Regions from separate parts of the Homo sapiens genome. Here region 1 is linked to region 2. The links are chromatin contacts, found by Hi-C or POLR2A ChIA-PET in ENCODE. All regions are on one chromosome and are shown on one strand. The core of a region is the stretch at or near the end of the contact, and the rest is flanking DNA. Distances in the headings are between cores, read along the strand shown.

Region 1 (3,738 bases), core at 1,142-3,641, 1.7 Mb after region 2:
GTCGTCTGCATAGGCTTGTGCTTCCTGGTTTGGATGGAGGTGAGAGGAGGTGAGAGGGAAATGTTGGCAGGGGCCAGGGCCCAGGGCCCAGGATACAAACCTTCCTTATTCGAGCACCTTATCATAATAGAGATCAGCTGGACACACACAGGAGTTTTCAGGCCTAAGGCTGCCCTGATCTGGGTTTCCCCGCTCATGTATATCACCTCTCAGCTCACAATCACTAGCAGATGTCTTACCCGGGTTTCCCCAGGTCCACCCTGCCTTCTTGCTCTTCAAAATCACTAGGCTAGGAAATACTTCTAGAAAGTTAACCTACAAATACACTTACATGTTTGCACAAAAGCACAAAAGTATGTGGATGTCTACTGCAGCACTGTTTTCAGTCTTTTGCTATTATTAGGGATTGGTAAAAAATTATCATATACAGTATGTATAGCACACTGCCATCAATGTAAAGAAAGGGATTAAAAAACACGTGCATATTTCTGGAAGGACAAGAAACTGGGGAAATTAGAAGAAGAGAAGTTGAGTTTCTAGGGTTAGCAGAGACTTAAGTATTTCTTTCTCAATAAGTTTAATTAAAAAGTCAACTTACAAGAAAAGAGAAGTAGAAGGCTAGTGATCCATATATACACATACCCCTACCACCAAAGAAAGAGAACCAGGGAGAGACAGGTGACGGGCAATTCCTTTTAGGCCCATGCTTTTTTTATTCTTTTCTTTTTTTTTTTTTTGAGACAGGATCTCACTGTGTTGCCCAGGCTGGAGTGCAGTGGCACGATCACTGCTCACTGCAGCCTCAATCTCCTGGCCTCTAATGATCCTCCCCACCTCGGCCTCCTGAGTAGCACACCACCATGCCCAGCTAACTTTTGTATTTTTTTAGACATGGGGTTTCGCCACATTGCCCATGCTGGTCTCGAACTCCTAAGCTCAAGTGATCTCCCGCCTCAGCCTGCAGAGTATTGGGATTACAGGTGTGTGCCACCACACCTGGCTGTTTTTTTTTTTTTTTTAAAGAGATGGGGCCTCACTCTTGCTCAGGCTGGAGTGCAGTGTTGCAATCACTGCAATCTTAAACTCCTGGGCTCAAACAATCCTCGTGCCTCAGCCTCCTGAGCAGCTGAGACTACAGGTGCGTGCCACCAAGCCCAGCTAATTTTTAAATCTTTTGCAGAGACAGAGTCTTACTGTGTCGCCTAGGCTGGTCTCGAACTCCTGGCCTCAAGTGATCCTCCCACTCCAGCCTCCCAAGGCACTGGGATTACAGACAGGAGCCATGTTAGGCCCATGCCTGAGGCACGAGAGGACAGCAGATGGAAGCTTCCCTGTTGCCTCCTAGCATGGCCCTTCCCAAAGCCCCTGAGCATCCCAGGCGAGGCCGGGGGGAGCTGCTTACTCCACTCCTTCCCCCAAGTCTGTCATCTCCCCACCTGGAATTCCACGGCTCTCTTGCTGGCCAGGTCTGCCTTGTTACCCGCGAGTGCAATGACGATGTTGGGGCTGGCCTGCCTCTGTAGCTCCTTCACCCAGTTCTTGGCCCGTGCAAATGTATCCTGAGGAGACAGGGACAGAATGTCGAAGGGACAGAGAAGGCATTCTGCCCAGGGCCACCCATTAGAGACTCTCAAGCTGGCACAGCCAAATTATCTAAGACATTGCCACCTAAAGATTCTGATGCAATGTCCCCAAACAGGAAATCTGCCCACCCCCCACCCAGGAACAGAGGGTTAAGCGGCCTGAAATCAGGGCTCTGATAACCCAATCCCTGGGACTTTGAGAAGATGAAGGGCAAAGGAAGAAGCAAGGGGAAATCTTTACTGTGTTGGTGATGTCATAGACCACGATGGCAGCCTGGGCCCCCCGATAGTACATGGGGGCCAGGCTGTGATACCGCTCCTGTCCAGCTGTGTCCCAGATCTCAAACTTGACTGTTGTGTCATCCAGGCAGACAGTCTGTGTGAGGAAGGCCGCTGTAAGAGAGAAGGAGCGTCCATGGGCAAGAGCGAGTTGGAATCCACCCCACACAATCCCACTGTTGCTTCTAGGCTCTGGCACTCAGAAGCCCACCACTGAGATGGGCACAGAGAACCCTCAAGCCAGGAGCCAAAGCAGGCCTGAGTGGGGGGTGGAGTTTGGATTTTTATGTATGTGTCTGGGGGACGGGGTCTGCACAGGCTTTGCAGACCCAGCCCAGGCAACGGCAGGAGAAGGGACTCCTGCATGCACTGAGCCATCTCAGGACCACTCTCTGAAGAGCAACACAGCAGGGGCAAGAGAGGGAAAGCCTAGGGGAAGCCTACTCCAAGCACAGAAGGGTGAGCGCCCTCAGACCTCCTCCTCCGCCACTCAGAGAACAGACCAGCAGCTAGGGACCGCTCCACCCCTCAGTTTGCTCCAGCCCAGGGGTGTCACTGACCTTGGGTTTCCTAAGGACATTCTCACACACTTAGCTATGCTGGGGAAGTACACACTGTTCCACCACCAGGCTGAGGCTGGGTGGCCGGCTTCCCAACCACCCCTACCACCTCCAGGCACTCCAGCTAGCCACCGCCCCTAGCTCTGACCCAGACCTGTTCCTGTATGGCCACCCTGTGACCTGACCTTCAGTCACTAAGAGGTGACTCCTTAGGGGAATGCAGGGTGCCTGTACACATGCTTCAAAGGAGGAGTCCAGAGCTGGGACAGACAGCAAAAGGCCCCTTTGCCCCTGGACCCAGCAGAGAACCCAGGACAGCCATGTGTAGAAGGCTGCTTTCCTGGTCTGCCCTCCCCCAGCTCACTGAGGGACATGGGGCACTGCCTCACTTCCCCTCTCCAGCTCCTGACCCAAATGCTGAGGAGGCAGCAGGGAGACTGCTGACATGGCCCATTTTGTTTCCAGCTGCCTAGAAACCTCCTACCAAGAGAGTAGAGAAAGGATGACTCAAGGCCAAGGCCAGCGTTGGCCCCTGCCTCTTGATGTGTGTGTTAGCCACGGAGGCAAGAGGCCGAGGCCAGACCCTCACTCACATCCTAAATGCTGACCACTGGAAAATCAACAACAGGCTGTGAGCTCCAGAAAGGGTAAAGTCAGCTTCAGAAACACCCACCTATCACCCAGCTCCGACTCACCAGGCTGTTCCTTCTTCTGGAAGTGGGAAAGGCCAGGGCACATGGACCACCCATTATAGTAAGAAGGGGCCTCAAAGATCCAGAGTCAGCTCTCCCTCCATGAGGCCAGGGCAGTGAAAGGGCCTCAGCCAAGGCCACACAGATCAAGAAGGGGCAGAAACAGGATGGGAAGCTAGCTTTCCACTCCCAGCAAATGCTTACTAGCGATGCTTGAGGGGACTCTGGCATGGAGACCAGTTGCTGGGCTCAATTCCAGGGCCCAGGTGAGGAAGTGGGGCTGCCACCACAGACGCATTTAGTCCCTAATGCAGGCAGGCAGCTTCCCATCTCCTCAAGGTCAAAGCATTTCTTTGGCAACCTTCAGGCCCCTCCCCGACTCCCTCATGCCCACTCACCTCCAATTGTGCTCTCCTGGTACTCGTGAAACTGTCCCTTGACAAAGCGGAGGACGAGGCTGGATTTGCCTACCGCAGACTCCCCCAGCAGAACCAGCTTAAATTGACAGATCTTGTTCCCAGCAGCTGGTCCATTGGGTCGTGCTGCGCCTCCCCGACCCGCCATTGCCCGTCCAGCTGTAGTGGTCCAGAGAGCGTGCGGGTGGGGACTGGTGCTATGCAAAGA
Region 2 (3,629 bases), core at 599-3,098:
CATCCACCCATTTGTCTGCCTACCGTCAACTCACCACCCACTTCCTACCAACTGCATACCATCCACCCTCACCGCTGGTCTAGCTGCTCCTTCCAAAAGTAGTGCTAATCAGGAGCCACAGAGGGTGCTGGGAGGCTAGGGTCTCTGAGGAGGGTCTGGGGGTCCCCTGGGGAGTTCCTAAGGAGCAGGGAATCTTAGGATCCCTAAAGCTCCCTTTCACCAGGAAAGCCAGAGGCCCATTCTGTCCTGGGGTACTCCTCTGCCCCTGCTTTCCCTGCTGGAACAAATGGGACATGCAGTAGAGATGGAAGCAGGGAGGAGAGGGTTTTCTGTCTCACTCCAGCTCCTTAGTCTTCCTTTTGTTCACCCACCTCCCCTCCACTGCCATCCCAGAGGATCCCAAAGGCCCAGAGATTTCTCACCCAGGGTGGCACTTATCTGACATTCAGGGGGCCCAGCAGGGCAGGCACATCCAGAAGGTGAGTTGGGAGCAGGATGAGATAGGCTTGGAAGAGAGGTTAGAATCAGGCTGGCTTTTAGATTACTAAGTCCCACCTCCCCATTGTACAAATGGGAAAACTAAGGCCCAAAGAGAGGTGTAACCATAGATGACTGCAACGGGGCGGCAAGCTGACCTGGGGGATGGGGTGAGAAAGCCAGTGATGCCTCCTCATGTGGTGGGGAATAGGGTCACATGAACCTGTCACTTTCTCCCTAGCTCTGACATTCCACATAAGGTCCTTGGGAGGCAATAGGGTGGGGCCCAAGAAGAGAGGAGTAGGAGGGGGTGGAGTGCTGTGTGCCTCTACCCAGCATCCATCTGTTTCCCTGACCATCTCACCTTTTCAGGCTGTACACCTTCTCTCCCTCCCCTATCCCATGCCTGCTTACTTGTTTGCCTGTGTAGGAGCCAGGTACTGAGGAGTACAGGTCAGTGTGGCCTGAAAGAGCCTAATGAAACTCCCATTCATTAGTGGAAGTCAGGGTGGGGAGTGGGGGCAGGGGACCAGCATTCCAGGTAGCTGACCCCTGCCTCGGACTTTGGACTCAGAACCCAGGGGTCTGACTTGAGGAACAGCAGAAACCCATCCTCCAGTCCATTGCCCTCAGAGGGCTCTTGGGTGCTGCTGGGAGCAAGCCTGATGGATAGATGTGGGCTCTGAGACTTGGTCTAGCTTGACAGCTACTACCTCATTCTTTCCTCTGAAGAATGAACAAATGAATGAAGAGGGAGACTTTACCCCAGACCCTTAATTCACAGGACCTTCAACCACTCTTCTACCCAAATAATGCCATCACCTGTCATCCACCCACCACCTACTCATATCTGTTTTCTGATATCTGATTTCATATCTGTTTCTAAATCTCTCCCACCTCTGCAAGTTTTTCATTTCATCACATCTATTCACCTGTCTGTGCCTTTCCATCTCTCTGTCCTGTTCCCTCTTTCAGCCCCTCCCTCTCTTGGTTTTTCCCTTGCTAGTACTCCCTCCTCTTCTCTCTATCCTTTCACTCCAAATCATCATAGAATCTTAGCATCAGAAGAGACCCAAGAGGGTCATAATAAGGACACCATCAATTTGTAACCTGCTTTCTGGTATACAAGTCTGTCATTTTAATAGACAGCCTCATTTGATCCTCCTTAACAGCCTGCCAGAGTGAAGTAGGGAATAGCATCCCCAGTTTACAGATAAGGAAACTGAGGTTCACAGTGGTGAAGAGACAAGCCCACAGCTAATAAGGACAGAGCTGAGATCTGAACCCTTGGCTCGGACTGCAGGACCAGTGCAGACTGCCCCACAGTTTGTGCATCCCAAGCTGGGAGCAAAGCTCTTTTCCATTTCAGGCTGTCTGGCTTTCCCCTGGCTTGGGGCCCAGCTTCTGCTGCTCTTTAGATCATCATGACTGGGTGGGGGTAAGGAACAGCCCACACAGATCTCAAAGATTACTGGCTCCAAACATCAAGTCTCTGAAAATGGTGCAGACCAAGGGAGTGAATCCAGGCTTCAGGAGAGGAGACAGAGGCTCTGTGGATTAGGAGTTCCAGGTGTAATAGGCCTTGTTGCTGGGCCTACCCAGCCCTGTTCCTCTGCCGTCAAGTTCTCTCCAGCCATCAACCAGTCATCTTTACCTCTCTCAGGCCAAAGACAAAAGGAGACTGCAGTGAAAGAGGCCCCTGGCATGGAAAGCCTGCTGGGCTCTGTGGCTTCTCTCTGAGACCCTTTCTTCGCGTAGCTGAGGTTAGATCTGGGGCCCGGGATGCACCCTGACTGAGGGCACCAGAACTCTCAGGTTAGCGCTAGAGCTGGGCCAGCAGGGAAGACACAACCCCCTCTGGGCACACAGAATCTGACAACTGGAGTTGGAAAGACAAGGGCTTCTGTGGTAGCAGGGCCCACTGGGCAGGAGGAAAAGGTGCTGATTGGGTTTGGGGAAAAGTCTCCAAGGCTGTGCTGCCTCTGGAGGTGGGGAGCGGGAGGTGCAAGTTGGAGGCTGGGTGTGAATGCAACACAGGCTCTGTTGTCCCAAAAATGAGTTTGAATGACATTGAGTTGCATGTGACCTTAAGCCCATGTTTTTACTACCTGGAGCCCCATCTATAAAATGGGTTTATAGGGTTACCATGGTAATCAATGATCATAATAACAGGCATTGAGCCTTACTCCATGCCAGGCACTGTGTTTAGTGCTTTACACACATTGTCTCAGTAGGTTTCTGCACAGCCCTATCAGGCTGGGCTGGCATTATCTCTCTTACAACTGAGGGCATTTGAGGATAAGAGGGAGGATGCCACTTTGCCAAAGTCACAGAGCTAGTAAATGGCAAATCCAGGATTCAGTGCAGGCCTTTTGGCTCCAGGCTCTTAATCTCATTCACTTGGCTGGTCATGGCTAATAACTAACACTCATTGGGCGCTTAATGTTTGGCAGGCAGCATTCTCAGTGTTTTATGCAGATTCATTCATTTAGTCATCATAGCCACACTATAATGATGTTCATTTAATATGAAGGATGAGGACACTGAGGCACAGGCTAACTTATCCTGGTTTCTGCTGCCAGGAATCCAGCCCAGGCAGGCTGACTTGAGAGTCAGCACTCTTTAAAAAAATAAAAAGGAAAAGCCTTTTTTTTTTTTTTTCAGTAAAAATGGAAGTATAACATGCATACAGAAAAGTGCAGAAATGAGAAATGTCTAGCTCAATAAATGTTCACTTAGTGAGGTTGTAACTAAATAATATTACCTGTACCCCATAAGGCTACCTTCACTCCTCTCCCCACATGTAAACTTTATCCTGATTTCTAAAAATATAGATTAGTTGTCTTAGTCTGTTTTCTGCTGCTATAGCAGAATACCACACACTGGGTAATTTATAAACAATAAAAGTTTATTTGGCACATGGTTTTGGATGCTGCAAAGTCCAAGAGCATTGCACTGCACTGGGATCTGGCAAGGGTCCTCCCATGGTGGAAGGCAGAAGGGCAGAAGCAAGTGTGTGAGACACAGAAGGAGGCCAAACCTCATCCTTTTTTTTTTTTTTTTTGAGATGGAGTCTTGCTCTGTCACCCAGGCTGGAGTGCAGTGGCATGATCTCGGCTCACTGCAACCTCCATCTCTAGGATTCAAGTGAT

What was found. Hi-C counts contacts between places; a loop is a spot of excess contacts on that map. ChIA-PET counts read pairs that join two places held with the same protein, here RNA polymerase II (POLR2A).
Region 1: a map of posterior vena cava shows a loop between it and region 2 (15-fold over the local background). The contact joins two enhancer-like sites. A Hi-C loop is called at or near these places in 1 of 168 maps with a recorded cell type or tissue (posterior vena cava). POLR2A ChIA-PET finds 5 or more read pairs at or near these places in 2 of 52 experiments (HEK293 and activated CD4-positive, alpha-beta T cell).

The regions. Positions count from the first base shown.
Region 1 is chr17:42,126,825-42,130,562 of GRCh38, forward strand. It overlaps RAB5C (RAB5C, member RAS oncogene family), which reads right to left. Exons shown (of 6, transcript NM_004583.4): 2 at 3,513-3,738; 3 at 1,825-1,976; 4 at 1,437-1,559; 5 at 1-24. The coding sequence starts at 3,678. Among named protein-coding and RNA genes, the nearest start is that of HSPB9, 5.9 kb to the left of the region's middle. Within about 2 kb of position 2,392, at least 13 of the 41 ENCODE cell types and tissues checked have a DNase peak (open chromatin) inside an H3K27ac peak, as active enhancers do.
Region 2 is chr17:40,431,388-40,435,016 of GRCh38, forward strand. No RefSeq gene overlaps it. Among named protein-coding and RNA genes, the nearest start is that of IGFBP4, 10 kb to the right of the region's middle. Within about 2 kb of position 1,849, at least 7 of the 41 ENCODE cell types and tissues checked have a DNase peak (open chromatin) inside an H3K27ac peak, as active enhancers do.